Linked DNA regions of Homo sapiens: region 2 is linked to region 1. A link is an interaction called in ENCODE POLR2A ChIA-PET data of the cell type or tissue named here. Cell type or tissue: A673. All regions are shown on one strand. Each heading gives the region's core, and the rest is flanking DNA. Links, peaks and the distances in the headings are about the cores only. Region 1 overlaps CSNK1G1 (casein kinase 1 gamma 1). Region 2 overlaps CSNK1G1 (casein kinase 1 gamma 1).

What was found. ChIA-PET counts read pairs that join two places held together with the same protein. Peaks named below come from ENCODE experiments on the same cell type or tissue, not always from the same donor. Only the 100,000 strongest peaks of a DNase experiment are listed, where the experiment ranks them.
Region 2: POLR2A ChIA-PET joins it to region 1 with 6 read pairs; 10 of 35 experiments call an interaction of 5 or more read pairs at or near these places.

Annotation. Positions count from the first base shown.
Region 1 is chr15:64,219,243-64,231,595 of GRCh38, forward strand. The region is part of intron 4 of CSNK1G1 (casein kinase 1 gamma 1); the gene reads right to left. Among named protein-coding and RNA genes, the nearest start is that of PPIB, 62 kb to the left of the region's middle. In A673, for the core only: no CTCF peak of the experiment used is centred there; a DNase peak (open chromatin) is centred at 5,519; H3K4me3 peaks cover 330 bases; H3K27ac peaks cover 1,467 bases.
Region 2 is chr15:64,165,081-64,177,433 of GRCh38, forward strand. CSNK1G1 (casein kinase 1 gamma 1) reads right to left here. Exons shown (of 12, transcript NM_022048.5): 12 at 445-6,905. The coding sequence ends at 6,851. Among named protein-coding and RNA genes, the nearest start is that of PPIB, 8.2 kb to the left of the region's middle. In A673, for the core only: no CTCF peak of the experiment used is centred there; no DNase peak of the experiment used is centred there.

The sequences.
Region 1 (12,353 bases), core at 2,951-7,950:
ACTCCTGCTGAGACATCCAAAGCAGAACACTCTGTCCTAGAGATTTACTGCTTTTATTAATCAGACACATGGTAAATGCAGTTTGGGGATCTTTTAAATTTATGTCCTATATAAGGATTTAATGCCACTAAAATGTTATTTTCCTAATATAAATATTATATTCTTCAAAGCAGGTTGTGGCAGCGCCTGTTGTTTGCATGCCCAATATCCATTCTCCCTCTCCTTTTTTCTTTTGAGACAGTGTCTCACTGTGTCACCCAGGCTGGAGGGCAGTGGTATGACCATGGCTCACTGCAGCCTCGACCTCCTGGGACCAAGCAATCCTCCTGCCTCAGCCTCCCAAACAGCTGGGAGCACAGGCACATGACACCACATCGGGCTAGTTTCTTAAATTTTTTCCAGAGATGAGCTCCCACTATGTTGTCCAGGCTGGTCTTGAATTTCTGGGCTCAACTGATCCTCCTGCTTTGACCTCCCAAGTGCTAAGATTACAGGGATGCCTCTCCCCTTCTTTTTTTCTTTTTCTTTTCTTTTCTTTTTTTTTTTTTTTGAGACAGAGTCTCGCTCTGTTGCCAGGCTGGAGTGCAGTGGCACGATCTCAGCTCAATGCAACCTCCACCTCCTGAGTTCAAGTGATTCTCGTGCCTCGGCCTCCCAAGTAGCTGGGATTACAGGCACGTACCACCACACCTAGCTAATTTTTAAATTTTTAGTAGAGATGGGATTTCGCCATGTTGGCCAGGATAGTCTCGATCTCCTGACCTCGTGATCTGCCTGCCTTGGCCTCTCAAAGTGCTGGCATTACAGGTGTGAGCCACCACGCCCAGCCTCCCCTTCTTTTAAAATAACATAACTTTTTTTTTTTTTTTTGAGACAGAGTCTTGCTCTGTTGCTCAGGCCGGAATGCAGTGGCGTGGTCTCAGCTCACTGCAACCTCCGCCTCTTGGGTTCAAGCCATTGTCCTGCCTCAGCCTCCTGAGTAGCTGAGATTACAGGCACCTGCCACCATGCCTGGATAATTTTTGTATTTTTAGTAAAGACGAAGCTTCATCTTGCTGGTCAGGCTGGTCTTGAACTCCTGACCTCAAGTGATCCACCCAACTCAGCCTCCCAAAGTGCTGGTATTATAGGCATGAGCCACCATGCCTGGCCCAGAACTTCTAATTGTTGCAAATAGCAACTTGCCCAGTTATAACTCCAGTCTCCCTTGACAATTAGGAAAGACCAATGAGATGGAAGCAGAAATGAGTGTATAACTCTTTTTTTTTTTTTTATTCAGAGTCTTGCTCTGCTGCCCAGGCTGGAGTGCAGTTGCATGATCTTAGATCAGTGCAACCTCCGCCTCCTGGGTTCAAGCTTTTCTCTTGCCTCAGCCTCCTGAGTAGCTGGGACTACAGACTCAGCTAATTTTGTTTTTAGTTTTACTCTTGCCTCAGCCTCCTGAGTAGCTGGGACTACAGACTATGGCTAATTTTTTTTTTGTTTGTTTTTGGTAGAGATGAGATTTCACCATGTTGGCCAGGCTGGTCTCAAACTCCTGGCCTCAAGTGATCTGCCTGCCTTGGCCTCCCAAAGTGCTGGGATTACAGGCATGAGCCTCCGTGCCTGGCCACTGAGTGTATAATTCTAAAAAAATTCTTTCAAGAGAGATGGCTAGAATGAAAGGTCCAGAAGCCATCTAGAATCACCAGACATCTTGACGATGTAAAGTAGTGCCAAGAATAGATGGAGCAAAAAACAGAACCTAAGTCCCTGATGGCTGTGGAGTAACCATGCTAATGTTGGACTTTTCTTCTCTCTGGATTTTTTTTATCAAAAAGAAAAATCAATCTCCACCTTGACTGAGCTACTTGTATTTGGATTTTTAAAAAGCAGCCAACTCTAATCCTAATTAATAAACATATTACTCCATTCGTTGGTTAAATTGCAAATCTGGGCATAATATCCTCTTTCTAAAGTACAAGCTAAAAGTCAGGCTTGCTTAGAAATATAATATTGGCATAATTTCCTACACTTGTTGCCAATACTTAAGGTTCAGTTTAAATGAGACAACTGATCTTGTTCTTAATAATCCTTAGTATCAAATCTAGATTATCTTTTGCCAGAAGTTTCCATGTTTACAATGAAGTCACAAAAGGATTTTGAGTAATATCTACAATTTCTAACTATAATGTCACCCATTACTCCTACCTAGGAACTTGGAAGAATTAAGAGTTCCTGCTCGCTGCATTATTGGTTTTATTAAGTACCCTGAGACCTCACAACACACTGGCAGGCTTTGGGATGCTCAAAGCAACTTCTAGACCACTGAGTGGTTTTGAAGCATTTCTAGGAGAGGGTCAAGGTCCGAGATACCAGTGTAGAAAAAGCTCAAGTCAGAGTCTTAGATCTAGTATTTGCTTCTGCTTTCAACTCTGGCACATTCCTTAGCCTCTCTGGGTTAGCTTATTCATCTGTAAAGAGGAGGGGGTTTACACAATGAGATACCATCTCACGCCAGTCAGAATGGTGATTATTAAAAAGTCAGGAAACAACAGATGCTGGAGAGGCTATGGAGAAATAGGAACACTTTTACACTGTTGGTAGGAATGTAAATTAGTTCAACCATTGTGGAAGACAGTATGGTGATTCCTTAAGGATATAGAACCAGAAATACCACTTGACCCAGCAATCCCATTACTGAGTATATACCCAAAGGAATATAAATCATTCTACTATAAAGACACATGCACATGTATGTTTACTGCAGCACTATTTACAATAGCAAAGACATGGAACCAACCCAAATGCCCATCAATGATAGACTGGATAAAGAAAATATGGTACATACACACCATGGAATACTATGCAGCCATAAAAAGGAACAAGATCATGTCCTTTGCAGGGACATGAATGAAGCTGGAAGCCATCATCCTCAGCAAACTAACACAGGAACAGAAAACCAAACACCACATGTTCTCACTCATAAGTGGGAGTTGAACATTGAGAACACATGGACACAGAGAGGGGAACAACACACACCAGGGCCTGTTGGTGGATGGGGGGTCGGGGGAGGGAACTTAGAAGACGGGTCAATAGGTGTAGCACACCACCATGGCACACATGTACCTACGTAACAAACCTGCACATTCTGCACATGTATCCCGTTTTTTTTCTCCTTAGAAGAAATAAAGAAATAACAACAACAACACCACCAAAAAAAAAAAAAAAAAAAAAAGAGGAGGGGGTTTAGACTGGTTCCTTTCAAAATCCAAATTCTTATGGCCAGGATTTCCTTCTAGCTACCTTCTGGGTTCCTCTTTGTAAAGCCACAGAACTATGAATGAAACTCACCTCCATATTTTATGAAATAACGTGTGGCACCAATTCAAATATAAGCTGGTAGTGAAACTCAACTGGAAGTGTATCTATCAGAAATATCTTTAAAACTTAAAAAAAAAAAAAAACCCAAAATGAGATGCAGTGACTTCACCTCCTACCTACTGAGTCAGAATTTCTAGGAGTGGAAGCAAACATTGCTCCACAAGTGATTCTGATGTGTAACCTCAGCTGAAAAACACTATATCTAGAGAGTAGAAATAAAGGGTTTTGCTTTGTTTTATGATTAATATAAGGATTCAGAATACAGTGACAGGTCTCTTTCAGAAGTTATTTCAGATCAAAACAACTGGACTCAATACCTTTTGAAGGAAAGAATTTTAAGGCAAGTTAAAAAGATTTCTCTGTTTAAAGTTTCTTAGTTATTTTCTTACAGAAAATATACCTTTGAGCATAAAAGTTTCTTTGGGAGATGTAGCTGTAATTTATTAGAACTATCTGTACAGAAAGCTCCCCATGCAAGTTCTACTCTGAGCCTGGTTTTTCGCAGGAGTGCCCATAAAGTGGTCTGTGCTGGTGGTAAAAGACACAAACACAAGCACACTAAGAAAGTCTGTCTCTTTGGTCAGAGATTACCACACAGTAACGGCTTATCAGCTGGGCTGCATTTAAATGAAAAAAAAAATCCTGTATATTTCATTCTTCTTTTGCAGAGCCATCTCTAATCCACTGCTTAAGAAATTTTAAATTAATCAACATTATGCTATGAAATCCTTTAATGAGGCTGGGGAGAAGGGCAGATCCTTAAGTGCAACATAAGGTACACATGCGGTAAACAGGTACTTTCTATAAATAATTATGAGGGAATGGAAAGGAAGTGGGAGACTCAGGCAAGGAAGATATGTGCTGGATTCTTTGATCAATGGTATATTGGAAACTAAGGTATTAATAGTTTTATAATCTCTCATCTGCTCTGGAAATAATGTGCTAATGAGGTCTCCCCTTCCTAAATTGGTAAACTGCATAGAAACCTGGAAACTAAAGAAGTGACTACTGAATTTTACTTTTCTGAAGGATTTCCAATAGATTTCATTATATTTCCTTTAACTACAGGTTAAATCTCTTATAAACCAAACTGCAAGGTTACATATACAGTACATATGTTATCTTGTATATTTTTCTTAGTACTATGAAAGAGCCTTTCCATCATCAATAACATGATGTTATAAACCCTGCCAGACATATGGCTCACACGTACATCAAGCTGCACAGAATAGGCAATGAATGTAGAACACTAGAGCTAATTTTCAGTCTGTATGAAGTTTAACTTGAGTCAAATACACCAATTCAAGGAAAATGGCTTCTTTTATCATCCAAGCTGTTATCTAAAAACAATCTACAACACATTATGAACCCTAACTACTCTAAGTAGAGATATTTTAAAATGCACATCAGGTTGAGAACTGAAATAGAACCACCTCAAAGGTTTTGGTAATTTGATCCTATTATTGCCTAATAATTAGTCTTTCATTCTTTTTTAAAAACTAAATTACCTAACTATGAAGGACAACAACCTTGGCAAGCCCATTCTTTTGCTTTGTTTATATAGTTTATTTTTTAATGTTTAAAGAAAATAGAATAATTTTTCTCCCAAATTAAATTAATTCTCTTCTCAGCCCCATCAATAGTAATAGTTTCTAGCACAACTACTAAATGCTCTGTAATGTTTCTGAGGGATCAGGCAATTATTATTATAATACATGGGCAATTATCATTAAAGAAAATAATATTAAACATGTACCCTTAGCAAGAAATCAGAAATAGGCAGATAAATGAGATGTTATTCCATTGTAAGTAACGAAAGGGAAAAATGGAAGCATAGCCTTTAAAACTCTGAGAATAAACCCATGAAACAATGCATTATTACAAAGATATGAGATAATACGTAGTATATCTTTTTTAAAAAAGAACAAACAATCCCTCTCATGTCTCTGACTCTGAAAAATGTCTCTTTGCAACATGAACCAGTTAAACATATGAATTTACTCAAAATGCTGGTTTAATAACAAAAACAGCTAGGCCCAGAATTAAGAAAACAGGATTACTTTGTCTGTCCTGTAATGAAAAATGTTTTACAATCATCTTGTTTAAAGGCCTCCTGGGAACTGGAATACTGCCAAACATAGGCTGCTAACACGAGCTCAAATTTGTATGGTGGGGGAAGAGGCAGTGAGGAAAGGCAAAAGAAGAGGAATAATTTCACATTTCCGAGCCACAGACATTGAGCTTTAACAGTGTCTCTATTACATACACATAATTATGAATGCCTTGAGCCTTAAAGCAGGCTTAACATTTTATTTACCCAAAAGGAGTCAGAAAAGAAAGCCCAAGACAGGACAGAGGACAGATTTCTTCTATAGTAGATAGAATCCAAAATACACTTTTCTTTTTTTTTTTTTTTTTTTGGAGACAGAGTCTTGCTCTGTTGCCCAGGCTGGAGTACAGTGGTGCAATTTTGGGTCACTGCAACCTCTACCTCCTGGGTTCAAGCGATTATCTTGCCTCAGCCACCCGAGTGGCTGGGATTACAGGCATGCACCACCATGCCTGGCTAATTTTTGCATTTTTAGTAGAGCTGGGGTTTCACCATGTTAGCCAGGCTGGTCTCAAACTCCTGGCCTCAAGTGGTCCACCTGCCTCTGAGGCAGGAGAATAGGGTCTGGAAACAGTAAACCTAAGGCCAACCTATGGCTGCCTTCTTGGAATTGGACTAAGAGGAAAACCCCACCTGTCCACAACCAAGTCATAACAGGCCAAAGGCCCATCCCTCTCCGAACCTCCCCTCCCCTATGTCAGGAATGGGAATGTCTGGTTTTGGTCCATTCTGGGACCTTCATCTGCATATATGCCATAGGTGAGATGCCTCTGATTGGTCCTGGGCAGAATCTTGATTCTGACTGGTCCTGGACAGAATCCTGCCTCTGATTGGCCTAGGGCAGAATCCTTCATTTACATAGGGCATAACCTATCAGAAGCCCCTAAAGGTACTTAGATGTGTTACCATGATCTTTTGTTGTTGTTGTTGAACAGAGTTTCACTCGTGTCGCCCAGGCTGGAGTGCAATGGCGTGATCTCGGCTCACTGCAACCTCTGCCTCCCAAGTTCAACTGATTCTCCTGCCTCAGCCTCCCAAGTAACTGGGATTACGGGTGCCTGTCACCACATCCAGCTGATTTTTATATTTTTAGTAGAGTCGGGGTTTCGCTATGTTGGCCAGGCTGATCTTGAACTCCTGACCTCAGGTGATCCACCTGCCTCGGCCTCCCGAAGTGCTGGGATTACAGGCGTGAGACACTGCTCCCGGCTTACCATATTCTTTTAATTCAATAAAAACCCCAAGGAACATTACAATCAGGGCTCTTGAGCCACCCGCTCAAGCCCGCTCCCACTCTGTGGAGTGTACTTTCACTTCAACAAATCTATGCCTTCGTCTTCCATTGCTTTGTGCGTTTTGTTCAATTCTTTGCTCAAGGCACCAAGAACTTGGACAACTCACAGTCAAGACTTTCCATCTGGTAACACCTTGGCCACCCAAAGTGCTGGGCACGTAAGCCACTGTGCCTGGCCCAAAATAAAAACAGGTAAAAGTGTGTTGTGTATTGGAGGTGGGTAGGGGCAGAGGAGTAAAGTCCTTTCCCTTTCCAAAAAGACTAACTCGGCTGGGTGTGGTGGCTCACGCCTGTAATCCCAGCACTTTGGGAGGCCAAGGTGTATGGATCACGAGGTCAGGAGATCAAGACCATCTTGGTCAACATGGAGAAACCCCGTCTCTACTAAAATACAAAAAATTAGCTGGGCGTGGTGGTGCACGCCTGTAGTCCCAGACTAGGGAGGCTGAGGCAGGGGAATCGCTTGAACCCAAGAGGTGGAGGCTGCAGTGAGCCAAGATCGCAACACTGTACTCCAGCCCAGTGACAGAGCAAGATTCCGTCTCAAAACAAACAAACAAACAAACAAACAAACCAAAAAAAAAAAAGGAGACTAACTCAGCTCAGCTCAGTTACTAACAGACTAACTTTACTCAGATGGTAAATTCATGAGATTAAAAAATCCAGTATTTGACATTTTTCCACCTTCCTTAGTACTGTAGTTCCTGTGATTTAAGATAAAAAGATGGATTATCTACTGAATTTCAAAATCTGCCTCAAAACCTAAGAAAATACACCTGATTCTTCTTAAAATCCACCTGAACAATTAACAACTAAAAAGTCAAGAAGGTTCTAGCAAGCAGCTAGAAGGAATGAAAAGGAAAAAATGAGGTTACCCAAAGTACAGTGATCCCCTTCCTGACAATCGTGCCCCAGTCCCATTACACTTTCTTTATCCATGTGTCTGTCTTCCCTACTAACAGAAGGCTATTTGAAGACAGCAACTACTGTGTGTTAATTTTTTGTATGTCAGCACCTAGCACTGGTCCAAGCATATGGTAGATATGGTTAAAATAAGTACTAAGTAAATTAATAACTACAACTCAGTGCGATGGCACTTGAGTTTTCCATTTGGAATGCCTAATGCTTTCCTCAAAATGCTGAAATACACACAATACATACAGAGCAAAGCAAATTCAGTGGATTTAAAATGTGCACGAATACTAACACAATTGATTTTTCTGAGTTCTTGCTTACATTTCATGGGAATACTTTTAAAAGACAGTTCTGCTGGGCAAGCCACAAGTATGAATACTCCAAGTAAATTCAGAGTTGCAATATTTCTACATTGACTTCTGTGTATTTTAAATCTTCCATGATGATTGTAAATGATATCTACAGTTTATCTTGCTGTTCCCATATGTAGGTAAACAACTATGCAGAATTACTTATTTCAGTTAACAGCACTGAAAACTACACACAAACAAATGTCTTCTCCTCTCTCAAAACAGCACCTGCCCATCCAAACAGATTAAATGACCAAAAAAATGAGACATCTAAATCATCTAATATGAAAGGAAGTCCAGTAACTTCTTCCTACCCTTATCTTCTCCCTCTCAATTTATAAACAAATTCTTTATTTTGGTCCCATTTAACTTGGAAATACACGGTCTTTTCTTCACCTAAGTAGTCTTTTCCTACCACACTTGAATCTCATGGTCATCCTGTAAGGAAAAACAGGGGAAGTACTAAAGACCCCATTTTACAGATGAAATAAAAACCCTGAGAAATATTGTGTGAAATCTCCTAGGTTCCCAAATAATACAACCAAATCTCTCAATTCCAGATTCACTGTTCTCTTCTCTACACTAAGCTGCCTACATTCTCTTACTCTCAATGTTCTTTTTCATCTGTGTTGTTGCCAAAATTATTCTCCATGCTCCCCAACCCAACTCTTCCAAACCCTATGTCCTGCCCTTTTGGTTAACATTTTCTTTTTCCACCAATTCTTTATCACCTTTCCAGTACATAAATCCCCCACTATGCTCCACAGGCAGCTTGATTTGTCCTACTCACCCTTTTGGCTTCCCTTATTTTTAATTTTTAAGAAATTTTCTTGCCCTCTCCCCCATTATTTTAAAATCAGCTCCACAAACACTATCTTTTCACCTTTCCTGTCCACCTCTCTGTGGTTCTCAAGCCTTGTCAATTCCAGTCCCTGGTCTTGAACAGGAACCACCTGGGGCATTACTTTTTTAAATTATAAAAGTGATAAACAGACAGATATAGCATGGATATCTATATTACCCATTTTTAGACAACCAAACATAACAGCAAACCAAAAGCAGTAAAAAGCATATAAAGAAAAGGTATTCACACCCGGGCACGGTGGCTCACGCCTGTAATCCCAGCACTGTGAGAGGCCGAGGCAGGTGGATCACGAGGTCAGGAGCTCCAGACCATCCTGGTGAAACCCCGTCTCACTAAAATACAAAGAATTAGCTGGGCGTGGTGGCGCACGCCTGTATTCCCAGCTACTGGGGAGGCTGAGGCAGGGGAATCACTTGAACCCCAGAGGCGGAGGTTGCAGTGAGCCAAGATCATGCCACTGTACTCCAGCCTGGCAACACAGCAAGACTCCGTCTCAAAAAAAGAAAAGAAAAAGAAAAAGTATTCACAACCACAAAGGCACATGATTAAGAACAGTGTACTGCAACTTCATTTTTAATTTAATACTATAGCATGGGCCAGACATGGTGGCTCACGCCCATAATCCGAACAGTCTGGGAGGCCAAGGCAGGTGGATTGCTTGTGCTCAGAAGTTCAACACCAGCCTGGGCAACATGGTGAAACCCCTGTCTCTACCACAACTACAAAAAATTAGCCAGGTGTGGTGGTGTGTGTTTGTGGTCCCAGCTACTTGGGAGGCTGAGACAAGAGGATCACTTGAGCTTCAGAGGCAGCAGTTGGCAGTAAGCTGAGATCATACCGCTGTACACCAGCCTGGGCGACAGAGTGAGACTCTGTCTCAAAAAAAAAAAAAAAAAAAAGAAAAAGAAAAATACTACAGAGTGGATATTTTTTCTTATCAACATATAGACCTACCTTATTCATTTTAATAGCTACATATTAATAGTAGTATAATAGTATTCCACCATGTAACATATCTGTTTAACTTTCCCCCTACTGATGGGCATTCATGCTGTTTCCATGTGTTAATTAGAAATATATATTATAGTGAACACCTATTGCTTTTGCCTGGTCTGCATCCTTTTGTTCCTTCTGATAACACCACCTTATTCTTACAGTGGAAAGTACCATTTCCCCAGTGTTACTTCATGTGGTTAAAGTGGGGGCAACCCATCTCCCACTGACATCCCGAGGATGCCACAAGCCCAATTACTCAGAATACTCTATCTGCCTGCCTGGGAAAACTGGCTCAGGAATGGGTGCCATGTCTCTCATGTAACAAGAGTCAACTCTAGGACTTTTGTGGAACTATAGAGAAGGAGGAGTATTCTCTCTCTTTCTCTCTCTCTTTCTCTCTCTCTCTCTCTCTCTCTCCCTGATCGCTAAACTGAAAGCAGCTCAGCCTGGAGTTGCCAGGGACCACCACATGGAGAAAGCCTATTTGAGAATGAAGCTAATGCAGAGAAAGAAGAGGTGAGAAAAAAAGAGAGGCAAATGTATCACATACCTATGGACCAAGGACATTATTAGTCCTGTATCTGGATGGCTTGAAGTGAGAATGCTTTTGACTTCTCAGTTCTGTGAGCCAAGAAATTCTCCTCTCCCTCTCTCAAGTGAGCTTGAACTGGGATTCTACTCTTGGCAAATAAAAGCATCTAGACAAATAGGCATGCAATACTACAAAAAAAAATCCTTAAGCCTATATTTTTGGGCATGTTTGTAAATTTTTTTTTTTTTTTTTTTTTTTTTTTTTTTTTTTTTAAGACAGAATCTCACTCTGTCGCCCAGGCTGGAGGGCAGTGGCGCGACCTCGGCTCACTGTAACTTCCACCTCCCGGGTTCAAGGGATTCTCCTGTCTCAGCCTCTGGAGTAGCTGGGATTACAAGCATGCGCCACCGTGCCCGGCTAATTTTTATATTTTTAGTAGAGACAGGGTTTTACCATGTTGGCCAGGCAGATCACCTGACGCGCTGGGCCTCCCAAAGTGCTTGGATTATAGGCGTGAGCCACCATGCCCTGCCCGGTAAACATATCTTGAATGTTAATTCCTTAAACAGGAAATGCTGAGTCAAATGCTTGCATAGTTAATATTTTAGTATATAGTGCCAAATTGCCAGTTTTGGTTTTTTTTTTTTAAGTCAGGGTCTCACTCTATCACCCAGGCTATAGTGCAGTGGCACAAACCATGGCTCACTGCAGCCTTGACTTCCCAGGCTCAAGCAATATTCCCACCTCAGCCTCCCGAGTGGCTGGGACTTACAGACGTGTGACACCACGCCTGGCTAATTTTTAATTTTTTGTTGAGACAGGGTCCCACTAGGTTGCCCAGGTTGGTCCTGAAGTCCTGGGCTCGAGCAGTTCTCCCACCTCATCCTTCCCAAACTGCCAGAGTTCTAAATCTTCTTTGGTCCCTATTCTGACTCTAGGCTTGGGCCTATTTTCAACATTTAGCACGACAGTCCCCATTACTTGAGTACTCAGGTCTGTGAGGGTATTTAAAAATAAAATGGCAGCCGGGTGCAGTGGCTCACGCCTGTAATCCCACCACTTTGGGAGGCCAAGGTGGGTGGATCACTAGGTCAGAAGATTGAGACCATCCTGGCTAACACGGTGAAACCCCGTCTCTACTAAAAAATACAAAAAAATTAGCCAGGCGTGGTGGTGGGTGACTGTAGTCCCAACTACTCAGGAGGCTGAGGCAGGAGAATGGCATGAACCCAGGAGGCAGAGGTTGCAGTGAGCCGAGATTGTGCCACTGCACTCCAGCCTGGGTGACAGAGCGAGAATCCGTCTCAAAAAAATAAATAAATAAATAATAAAATAAAATAAAATTGCAGGTTATATTCCTTTTAGAACATTAATTAAGCCTGGGCATGGTGGCTCACACCTGTAATCTCAGCACTTTGGGAGGCTGAGGCAGGAGGATTGCTTGAGGCCAAAAGTTCGAGACTAGCCTGGGCAACATAGGGAGACCCCATGTTTACAAAAAATAAAAAAATTAGTTGAGCGTGTGATGTATGCCTGTGGTCCCAGCTACTCAGGAAGCTGGGGTAGGAGAATCTCTTGAGCCCAGGAGGTTGAGGCTGCAGTGAGCTGTGATGACACCACTGCACTTCAGCCTAGGTGACAGAGCAAAACCTCATCTCCAAATATATATATATTATATATATATTTATATTTTATATTTATATAAACATATATATATTTGGAGATGAGGTCTTGCTCATATATGTATATGTATATATATATTAGGATATATATATATATACACACACACATATACATATATATATTAGGTGCTGTGCCTATCTTGTTCACTACTGTATCCCTAAGACTTAGCTTAGAATAGTACTTAACCCAAGTGGGATGCTCAAGAATATCTCTTTAATAAATGCATGAACAGAGACATAGCAGCC
Region 2 (12,353 bases), core at 1,404-6,403, 56 kb before region 1:
AGTTGTTCCACAGAGCAGATCCTGATTTCCTGTGTTCTACCACCTGAGAACAACAGGGACCCAGGAACTAACGTATGAGTGATAATGTCCAAATTCTTCCAGGAATATTTATTTATTTGAGACGGAGTCTTGCTCTGACGTCCATGCTGGAGTACAGTGGTGCGATCTTGGCTCATTGCAAACTCCACCTCCTGGATTCAAGCAATTGGCCTGCCTCAGCCTCCTGAGTAGCTGGGATTACAGGTGTGCACCACCACGCCCAACTAATTTTGTATTTTTAGTAGTGACAGGGTTTCACCATGTTGGCCAGGCTGGCCTCGAACTCCTGACCTCAAATGATCCACCCGCCTTGGCCTCCCGGAGTTGCTGGGATTACAGGTGAGAGCCACTGCGCCTGGCCAATATTTATTTTTTTAATTAAAAAATAATTTTCTTCTTCAGCACTCGAAGAGAGACAGCAGTATTTATTTTTGAAGTGACTCACAGGAGAAGACAATATTTAATCCAAGGAATGAAACAAGAATGCCAAATTATTTTTGTTCACAGGAGTCTTGAATCGCATCAAAGTTAGTCCTAGCTAGATTGTTAATTACAAATGAGCCGAGGGAGATTAAAAACAGACAAACCAATCAACCAACCAAACAAGCAGAAGTAGCCAAGAAAGGTAAGACATTTTATTTTACATACAAAAAGGGTGCAAACTGAGTCCTTTCCTCCCCAAACTGGGGAAGAGGTATACTTAAAGATCACATTTGTGTTTTCCATGGTGCCCTAGGAAATGGGCTACTCTGAGATCACATATCAGAACCCATTTTCCATTTTCTCCAAAGAAGGCTACTTCCTCTGCAGAGAAGATTTTCCTAATGGTGCACAAATATCTCTCCTGGAGGAACCATTTCAAATACACTTGAAATTGACATTCATGTTTAAAAATACTACAAATTTCATTTTCACAGCTGAGCTTTGTGACCAGTGCCAGGGTTTATGAAACATTATACATCTAAAAAAAAAAAAAGTAAAAAAAGAGGCATTTAACAATAATCAGACACATCCACACATTAAAACTGATTTCCACTGCTGATTTATACATTATCTAGTTGTTTAAAAATCGCAATCAACATCCCAACATCTTTTTAAGAGTACAATGGGCAAAGATCAAAGACAGATAAATAATAATATAATAAATTAGAGCATGTAATACATCCTATGGGAATTGCTGAATCAACATTATTTTCCATTGGGGGGTATATATTTTTGGTTTATCTTTATCTTTTCTGCTGTTATTTTTTTTCTCTGCTTGATAAAATGGGGCTCATTCCTAAAGCCAGCTTGCTGAGACACTAATTTCAGAAGCTCACTTGTCACTTGTTTAACCTCTGAGAATACTCAGGAACACATGGTTCCCAGCAGCTTGGGCTGGGTCTTTATGGAAGTGAAATGCACATAGATGAACACACGCACTCACGTGCGCACACACACCACACACACACACAGACACGCAGTCACACACTTCCATCTGTAAATATATTTCTCCCCAAAGAAATGGCTCATCTTTCCTGAGACATTCCTAATAGACTGATAAGCCTTCTAAAAAAGGCTTTTGGTGCAAGGGCTGGCCTGGGATTTGGTCTGGAGCTCATGAACTGAAAATGTCTCACCTGTACTGAAAGAGGGGTGGGTGGGGACATTCAGAACAGCTGTCCTCTTGTGGGTGTTACTGGAATGGCTGCACCACACCCCCACTTATTACCATGAATAATCCTCTGCTCTGAGACCTTATAGATGGTGATGGCACTGGGAAAGTGATTGTGAGGAGTAAAAGAAGAAAAATAAAAGAAATTCTGTCTACAGAACGGAGGTTTCTTTGTAACATCAGGTTTGGTAATCAAACTAGAAATACAAGGAATACGTGTTCACTTTTTCCCTTGAAAGGTGATTTACAAATACCGGAAGTGGGTTTTCTGGTTGTGTTTTGAGAAAATATGTCAACTACCACTGTGTATTATCCAGGGAACCTACTCACTATTTTGAATACAATGAGAAAACTATTTTTTTGTACTTAGTCACCTGCAAAAGGAGTTAGGAAAAACATTTTTAAGACTGCTTGCTGGACAAAAGACTTTCAAGATTCCTTACTTGTGGCTAAAACATTGCTCAAAAAGGATAAACCCACATAAGGGCCATGGTTGCCTCTTCTTTTTCTTATTCAGAAACAAAATCACCCCCCATACACCAAAAAACAAACTGAAAACCAAAAACAACAACAAAAAAACAAAACCCAAAGCCAAAGGAATCCCAATTTGATTCCTATCAACCCCTCATGGGAAAGACTAGGAGTCTCTGCCATCGACCTCTAGACAGGACTTCCCTGGAGTCTGCAAAAGCAAGAACCCGAGAGATAAGTGCCTGTCACTTACGTGGCCAATTCAGATGGGTTGCCTAATTATCCTGGCTCCCTGAGGGTTTCTGGAATTCATCTGCCCACCATAGGGCAATGGTGGGGATGGTGGCAGTGGCGTGGCAAAGGCAATGTTGGCTGTATGGTGTTGCAGGCTCCCAATCTGAGAAACGAACCTTAATATGGTTCTGACACTGGAGACAATGTTGTTAGGGCAACTCAATGGGAATGGAGAGCTGGTTTAAATGTGAAATGGAAGAGGTGGCTGGAACACAGGAGGCATGTGGGCTTGGGAGATGCATCAAACGAAAGTTCCTCTGAGAAGACGTTTTCTTGGCTGCCATGGAAGTTCTCATTTTTGAGAAATGCAAGCCATGCTTGCTCACTGGGAGGAGGAATGGATTTTATCTTTTACATAAAAAAGTTAAGGCTATAATCTTTAGTAACCACTTTGACGTTACATTATCATTGTTACATATTTCTGGCATTAAAAGTGGTTACTAGCACTGAAAATCAACACTGAATATGCACTACCAGCATATCTTCCCACTGAACTAAGTTTGGAAATTACTTTAGGGGTGATGGTCACCTTTTCTGGCTGATGGACAGGGACTGTTTTCTAAGTACTTGGAGTTCATTTAGAAAAAAGAGACAATCAACATGTCTAGAAACCTCAGGATCTCTGCTGTCATCTGTAGCTCATGCATTCCAATATAAAATGGGATTTTAACTGGAAGCTAATCTTGTACCTTCCTAGACCCTGTTTATTGCTGGACAGGCTCCATAATAGCAGAAGAATGTTAATTAAGGCAGTCATGAGTGCACACTGGCTGTCAGGATACTCTATCCACCCTTGGGGGCAGTCTGGAGTGAGATCTCTGGAAAGCACCAAGGTGCGTAGAGCAACTTGACCAACTCTTACTGCAGAGACACAAGTGATACCCTGGTCAAAAGGGAGTAGGGGGGACCATTTATGCCTTGGTGGAGTCTTGGCCTGTGTGCCTCAAATCTGTTTAGGATGCAATGTCTGAGGGACTGTAGAGCTTGGGAAAACTCCTAATGTATACTATTAAGGGTTTTTATGAATAGATGCTGAGTTAGCTTTCAGGAAAAACAACTGCATCAATCCTAAAGAAAAAGATCGTTAGGCACCATACTTGTGAAATGGAGAAAGCTCAGAAACTACAGAGCAAGTGGATGGGTGGGGACAGTCAGCGAGTGCATGCCCTAACCCCAAGGATCTGGCTGAGGCATACAGCTAAGGAACTGTAGCAGTAGGGTTGAGGAGGGAGCCCTGATTCGCTGATGGGCCTGAAACAAATGGCCAATTGCATCTAGGGTACTCAGGTTTTTTGCTTATTTTTAAGGAAGATCCCACCAGAATCTCCCAGGTCTGGGACCACTTTGAAGTGCCAATGGCTCTGGAGGGATCACCATTACTCTGCATGCTAAAGGGACCTGGGATTCTTTACCCTTGTTATAAAAACCAAATATCTAGTAAGAGATTTGTGAGGTTGGAAGGTGAGAACAGTGTCTTAGGAAGTACAGTCCCCTACAACTGATCCAGTAAAAATTTTAAGACAAAAAAAAAGTCGCAAATCCAGCTGCAAGGCAGCTTGCCCTGCAGCCAAGCTGGTCAGTGCCTTTGCTTTTGTGTGTGTGTGTGTGGAAGCAGGGTGAGGGGCTGAAGAGAGGCACTCAGTAGAGTATAGAGTGCCAGGATGCTCCAGGCATTCCCACCATTTCCCTCTGCCCTTTTTTTTTTTTCTTTTTAGACAGAGTCTCACTCTGTTGCCCAGGCTGGAGTGCAGTGGTGCGATCTCGGCTCACTGCAACTTCTGCCTCCCAGGCTCAAGTGATTCTCCTGCCTCAGCCTCCCGAGTAGCTGGGACTACGGGAGCATGCCACCATGCCCAGCTAATTTTTGTATTTTTTGTAGAGACGGGGTTTCACCATGTTGGCCAGGCTGGTCTCGAACTCTTGACCTCACATGATCCACTTGCCTTGGCCTCCCAAACTGCTGGGATTACAGGCGTGAGCCACTGCACCTGGCCCCCCCTCTGCCCTCTCTTGAGAGGCAAGGCATTTTCTATACAGGGGTGAGGAAAAGTTAAACTTTCTATACAGTAAGTTAGCAATGCCCAAATCCCAACTGAGAAACGATGTAAATTTTAGTGATAGGGCTGTAACCACTAGGTAATGGCAAGGACATAAATCCCAATATTCACAGTCCTTGTGGGGAAGGGGTGTGATATTGTATCTCCCTGCCACTTTATGTTTCATATATAGAAACATTTATAGAAATGACATATTACCATCTTTTCATAAGCTAAGCAGGTTTGATGCCAGTGAAATGATATTCCCTAGCCAAGGTCCAATGGAACAGATGAAGCCCAGTACCTCTGATCCATGTTAATGTTATTTCTGCTCTGTGTAAGGTACATCAAGGGAATTTTTCAAGAAATGGCAACTATCAGAAAATATCCCCACACCCTCCAGTACAAAAGACAGCCCTGCACCTCAAACCAGAGGTGAAGACTTCTATGGTCCACAAACCATCAGACTAAGTCACCCACCAGCCACTGTGCTCCATGGTTAGCTCTCTACTCCCAGATACAAGACCTCTTTCCTGATGTAAATGACCCTTTCTCTTCTGTCACCGCTGGAATGAGGAGTCATTGTTTGGTTAAGCCACTAAACTCAAATGAAAATTGGGCATGAGAAGAGTAACTCCACACATGAAAGACTTGTCAAACAGTGAATGAGGAACCAGATCCTTCACAGTAGTACCTCATATGAAAACACCATGGGGGGAGGCCTAGGGCATACTGGGAAAAACATGCTTAGAGGCACGGCCACCTTTCTGGAAGGAGTCCAATTGAGAAGATAATTTCAGACCTTTCATTCCAGTCTCCTTTTCCCTGGAATGTTCCAGCACCAAACAATCTTTCCCTCCTTTTAAATGCGGCCCCATATACTGCATCCTAAGCCTACTGCTATGGACCTGCTGGGAGAAGATCTTCATAAGCTTGGTTTCTGATAAGGCAGGCCAGCCCAAATGCTACAGCTCAGCTATTGGGGCAGATAGGATACACCGATTTTCTTTTCCTGGCCCTATAATGCCACACCCTGAGGTCCCTCTGGCAGGTGGAAGGCAGGTTCACTGTCCTCTTTTTTTCCACTAATGGCAATATGGTGGTGGCTGTTTCATCACTAATTTTTCCCCCAAGTCACCAGGACGTCACATGGCTATCTAGTTGGAAGTCCCTGGCAGCATGGGAAACAATTTCAATTTTTTTTTGTTAAGCATCTCCTTCTCTGGGATGAGCTGTTTCCTGGTCACAGTCTGGCTCGGCTGGCTCATCTCATGTTCTGGAGAGCTAGGTTTTCAAACTGTAAGCTGATTAGGTCAAGATGCTCTGGTAGGGACATTCTTCAGCTGCTGAGAAGATGAATGAAAATTCAAGTATGTTTTCTTGCCAACCTGAGTGTTCACTCAGAATGACACCGAGTTTGGCTTCTCTTCTGGGTGCTGCAGATCAAACTCTTTCCACTGAGAATGTCCTCTGGACCCATGTTCTCTCTGAATGGCTTGGCCGGCCCCATCCCCCTCAAAACAGGTAAAAGTAAAACCCCCAATATAACCAGACACAATATGCATCTGCCATGTTTTTGTTTTTGTTTTTTTTAAAAAAACTAAAAGTGCAACAAAGTCAGTTTTCTTTCCTTTGCTTAGAACAATTTTCATTGTCCTACTACCTGGAGAAAAGAGTTTGTCAAAAAAGCTAAGAACGCCAACACACAGGGACAGTAGACTGCAGATTGCTCACAGCTTGTGTCCTACAGTGTAACTTCACAGGAGGGAGGGAAGAAGGAACCTGAACCCCAAGGCCAGCTGGGATGAATGCTGCACAGGCACAGAGGAAGAGGAAACCATACTGCCAGGCACACCTGGGATACGGAGAAGGTTCTTCTCCAGCCCAGGTCTGCCATTTTCCTCCTACCTTCTTGGCCTTACCCCCAGCCTCTTGATCTCCTTCTGCAGACAAAGCCTTTAGCTCACTAGGTTTTATGCTGGAGAGGGTTGAGGGTGGGGTAAAAACCAGGAGTAAACTAAGGGGAAGAAGGAGAATAGCAGTCCTTGAGTTTTTGTGAATGACACCTTCACTGTAAACAATGGGAAGGAGAGTCAACCAGGCAGCCCTATGGGCAAGCAGTGGAGGAACAGCAGCTCTGGGACCTGCTCAGAGCCTTAGGCAGGCGGAGATGGCCAATGACCCACTAGGCCCTGGCTGCCCGCACTGGCCCCTTCTGGGGGCATCTGTTTTCTTCTTTTTGGTTTGGATATCCACCCTCCCCCAAAGAGGAGTCCCTTCCAATGAGAAATGGCAGGAGCTGCAGGTACAATTGAGTCAGAGTCCCCAGGGCCTGAGGACTCCTGGGAGGCACTGGTCACTTGTGGCGCTGAGCAGTCTTCTTCCTTTTCCTCTTAAAGAAACAGCAGCACCTGGAGCACAAGGAACATTGCAAGTCAGTGCGGGAGGCCTGCAGCTTCCAGCAGACTTCTGCCTGCTTCTGCTTACTGCAGGGGTGGAATTTTCCCCCTAGCACCCACCCATAGGGACCACCCACCATCTACAGTGCACGCACTGGAGGCAGTGGGCAGTGTCTGCCAGAAAAGCCAAAGGAAATAGCTGCTTGATTTCAATCTGCAGTCATCCTACCTAATTATCAAGATGGTGCAGGCTAGGCAGGGCTGAAATAGGCATTACTGGAAGGAGGGTGAAGAAGGCTCATAGTTTAGCACCCAACCCAGATGCCTCACCTTATCAAGAGTCATGACTGGGGGTCCTCAGGGCTGCATAAAAATAGTCTACATTGTCTACTCCTTGATACTGAGGGCACAATTATTTAATTCAACTCACTGGCCAGAGGGCAGGGAGGCTAAAATAAGGCAAACAAATCCCATGATAAGTATGATGTCTGGAACTCTAGGAGGATCTCAGGATGTTACCAATGAAGGATTAAGGATTCTCTCCATCCCCCTCTCTGTCCTCACCCACCGAAGTAGGCAGGAGAGGCCCTGACTCTAATAATGACGGTGAGCCACATCTCCTGACATCAGTACAGCTCCCCTTTTCATTTGCAGGGGACCACTGTCACAGCCCAAGAGCTGACCATCAGGATGCTCTCACTCCCCAGTTTAGGGAGTGAGATACAGGGCACTCCCCAATTTAGCTTCCTGAGACTGCTGCTGTGCCAGATGGGGTTTATGAACTGGCCTTGTTTAGGATGGAGGTGGGATTGGCTCCTTTATGAGTCCTCCAAGTTCTGCTTCCTGGGGACTAGCCACAGTTCTGGCACATCCCAAAGTCTGAGTATCCCCCATCCTCACTCCTGTCTTTAGAACAGGAAGTATCACTCTTGCTCAGGCAGTCCAGAAGCAGGTGATGAGTGCTGTGGCAAGGTGTACAAGATATGTCCTTTCTGGGGAGCTGACACATGGGGAATGAGAATGAAAGGGACAGAAGGTGGTGGATGAGTCAAAGATGCCGGATGATGGAGGGCAGTAAAGTTGGAAGCATAGCTCAGACTTGCTAGATCCTTGAAAGAAAACTTTTCTGAAAAAACTATCTTTGAGTCTCTTGCCTAATTATTGCAGGTGTAAAGCCAGCAATATTCATATGGAAATAAAGACTATTACTTACTTCCCATACCCCTAGGTATTCCATTGTAGCCAAGATTCCCTCTCTTTTTAGTTAGACTCTTTGGCATTCCTACATCCAATGGACTAGTTATAAAAAACTGGAGAAAGTTTCTAAGAATGCAGAAACATTTACACAGACCATGATGGGCTTTAATCATATCTGAATGAATCAAACATGAAAATTTTAGAAATAGGACTTTCTTAAGAGGGTCTTTGGAAAGATTTTCTCTGAAAGTATCAATGACATTTGTGAGGTACTATTAATGGGTGCAAATATAATCACTAAGCAAAGTGTCATATGTATTTGGAAACTAAATTCTTTTAAATAAAAGTGACCAACATTTTTGATTGTTAAAAATAATCCTCAGTGGAAACCCTGGATAAGAATTCAAGAACAAATGGTGTTTTTTGGTGTTTTTCTTTCTTTTCTTTTCTTTTTTTTTTTTTTTTTTTTTGAGACTGAGTCTCACTCTGTCGCTCAGGCTGGAGTGCAATGGCGCCATCTCTGCTCACTGCAACCTCCACCTACAGGGCTCAAGTGATTCTCCTGCCTCAGCCTCCTGAGTAGCTGGTGCCCACCAGCACACCCGGCTAATTTTTGTATTTTTAGTAGAGACGGGGTTTCACCATGTTGGCCGGGCTGGTCTGGAACTCCTGACCTCAAATGATCCACCTGCCTCGGCCTCCCAAAGTGCTGGGATTACAGGTGTAAGCCACTATGCCTGGCCCAAATAGTGTTTTTCTATACGTAATGCTTTAGAAATGGACATTTTCCAAGTTGAATGTCCTGAAATTAACAATAAAAGAGGCAAATTAAATCTCTATTTCAATAGACTTACCTCTTTTCTTCTGAATCATGATTTTCACAGGTATTACTAACTTTTAAGTCAACTTCTATTCTTAATCTTTTTGGAGGATGCTAAGATGATGATTTTGTGTTTTTAAGAAAGCAATAAAAAAAGTTTACAATACTGTTTAGGTCCATTTCAAATTGTACAATGACTTCTCTTTTACCTCCTCCAAGGCAAGCCATAAGAATTAATGCCTGCTTACAAGCATATCATAACTGGATGTGCAATGCTGAACCCACCTAACTAAAAGGAAGTGTGAGTTATGGTTCAAAGGAGTTGGAATATTTCAAATTTAGAGCCCTGGATTTATCTTTGCTAGTTATTGTAGTTAAAGCTTCAGCAGTGGCAAAGGCTTTTAATGATTCTACCTACAAGAAAGCAGGCCCCACAATCTGTTCTTCAACTCTTTGGTGTCTGTGGTGACTACTAGCAACAGGATCTATTAAACTGGGTCAGACTCTAGACCAAGTCCACTGATTGACTTTCAGATGTGTTCCTCTCAGAAGAGAATGAAGGCAGGTGGTGGACACCTCATGGCTTAGGTTTCCTTTCAGTTGATTCTTTGACTGTTTAGATGACAAGAAGTTCTCAACATGCTGGAGTCAAAATCGATCCAAATCTCCCTACTCTCAAAGCCATCTAGTGCTCTTACCCCAGGCCTCTGACCCACTACCTTTTCCATATGGCATTCTTACTATGTCCTGGCCCTCTCTCTTCAGCTATTCCCTTGCTATGTTCCTTTTCTCTGCCATATGTGTACATTCTTCCTTTCTTCTAATACTTAACTCAAGTCCTACAGTGTTTACAAGGACTTCTTTGACCATCCTGTCCATGGTGACCTCTTGGCCCCTCAGCCTCTCAAGGGCAGTAATCTCAATGTCCTGCAGAACTCCTTATCCTTTCATGTGTATGTCTGATCTCTTCAGCTAGATGGTACCCAAGCTCTTTGGGGCAAATTTTGTAACCCCACCCCCCACCCCACTAGAGTTCCAAGCACAGGGTTGGATAAGCATATAGCAGGCCCTCAAGTATCTGCAGTAAGGATCATGTGACTGACACCTCACAGGAAAAAATAGACCACCACAATGTCGGATTACACAGACACATGTTTGCAAAACAAATAGCCAAAGGTATTCTTTGATCCCCTAAGACTATAAATCTGACCTCCACAAAACCCAGTTGTTTTCTTTAATACATTCCTGTCCCTGAGGAAGCCCCTGTAGGCAATCTGGCTTAGATAGTTAGGGTTCAGAAACCAGTGCCCAACCCAGTCACTGAAGACAAATAGAAACATGGCAGTCATGAAACTAGCAGGCTGTTACCTCCATATAGAGCATGACTTTATGCGTGCGGACAATGTGGGAGAGTTAAAATTCCAGACTGCAACAGACCAACAAGTTCAGGAGTACCTGGAAGGTCACAGGCAAGAGAGCAGGGGAAGGGGCTATGTCTTGTAGCAAGAATGTTCCTCACCACACATGGATTCTTGAGGGCTTCTCCTTCCATAAACTCCATGTTATTCCTAAAAATACATTCCAGGAACCTTTTCCAGGAGTGGAAAAGACAGGCTCCAATATATCAATTAGCTGAGTCAGTCCTTGGCCTACTAAACTCTCACATAGGAATAAAGAAAAAGACAATAAACAAAAACAAAACAACTCTCAAAACAACAACAACAAAACATCCACCTCTCCCTGAAGGAGCTCCCCCTTTTTTGAGGTTGCTACTCTACAGAGGGAAGAGCCAGCTGAATCAAAAAGTCAGATTTTCCCAAAGCAGCCAATTTCCAGGTTAGAGACCACATTGCAGAATGTGAGATTATCCAGCAACAACTCACTATCCTTGCGGCTGTGAGTAAACACAACTGCTACATAAAAACTGATACAGTAATCTTGCCCTTTTACTTCTGTCCCTCTCCATATCTGGTTGTATTAATTTGGGAGAAAATTTACTCAGCTAAAAATAGATAATTTTGGATACTGTGGGATACTGTTATGGCAGGAGGAGACAGCGATAAGATGGGTTTGAAAGAAGGAATAGATTAATTCCTGGGTACAGGCCTGCCCCATCCCCACCTTATGGATCTAGATCCCCAGTCAGGGTGGTTATGGCACAAGGAGTCCTATGGAAGCTATTTAATGTTCCTAAGGCATTTTGTTTGGCTTTGCCAGTCCCAGCCTAGTCTGGTCCACTCCCCTTGCAATGGACTGGAGAGAGGGACTCACCACAGGTTGAGCATTTTCAGGCAGCTACAGAGTATATAAAGAGAAAAACACAGAAAGGAAGAGAGAGAAAGAGAGAGATATTAGTCCACAGAGGTGAAATGGAAGCGACTCCCTGTGAGCCATGCAAACATGCAGTATGTGTCTGTGTTTAGTTTCTTCTTCTGTCAAGGTAGGCTGAGTAGGCCCAGGCCACTTGGTCCCCACGTTAAAGTGGAGGGTTCGGACAGGAGCCTGACAGAAGCATCAAGGTGGGAGCTGGATCTCAGGGGTAAGGCAAAACAGAAAGAGTTGGTAGGAGCTCCAGGGTGGGCTTTCCTGGGCAACTTCTAGGAAGGCAGCAGGGGAAAGAGCAAATGACCCTGCCTGTAAGAACTCAATCAAGCACCAGGGGTGAACCATTTTGGTTCCCATATGAAGTCTTACTGTGCAATATTAAGCTAGCCTCTCAAATATTCTGAGGGAAAAAGAAAGTCCCTAGCCTTTGTGCAAGTCCAACATGCCTGATCAAAGCAGCTAGCAGTTAGCTCTTCCTCTAGAGAGGGAGAAAAGGTTTAAGCGACACTTACTTTATCTTATTAGAAGATGAATCAGAGGAAGGAGGGTCACTGCTCTGTATTAAGGTATAACTACCAGAGAAGGACCTAAATTCTACTCTTGTTAATGCTCAGGAGAAATGAGGTTCACATTTGTTAAATTATAGCTAAAGTCTGGATAACCAAAAATTCCTGTATTCTTACTGTAACAAAAATCAACCAAAAAGCTGCCTGCCCTCACCACCCTTTAAACCATAAACAAGGACATATGTCCTGGAGCTAGAGAAAAAGGGAATTCACATGTTCGTTTTGTACACAGAACAAAACCTAAGACCCTGTTATTTCTTTCCACCTTTACACTAAACAAGCTGGGTGAGGAACCCAAAATCAAAAGCCTGAAAGTGAAGGTTTCACATGGTCTCCCCAGTACTGAGGTGTGTCTCAATATAAGCATCATCCCCTTCTACCCCACAAGCAGGCTGCATGAACAAATGGCATCACAGCTGCGTGCAATGAGGGGCTGTTTGGAACACCTCGTGCTTCTCTAGCTGTGACTTCTTCCCATGAAAATGATCAACCAGGTGGACACAGGGCTACCCTTTCCTTGCCCCCACACGCAAAGGCCAAGAAAAATAACAC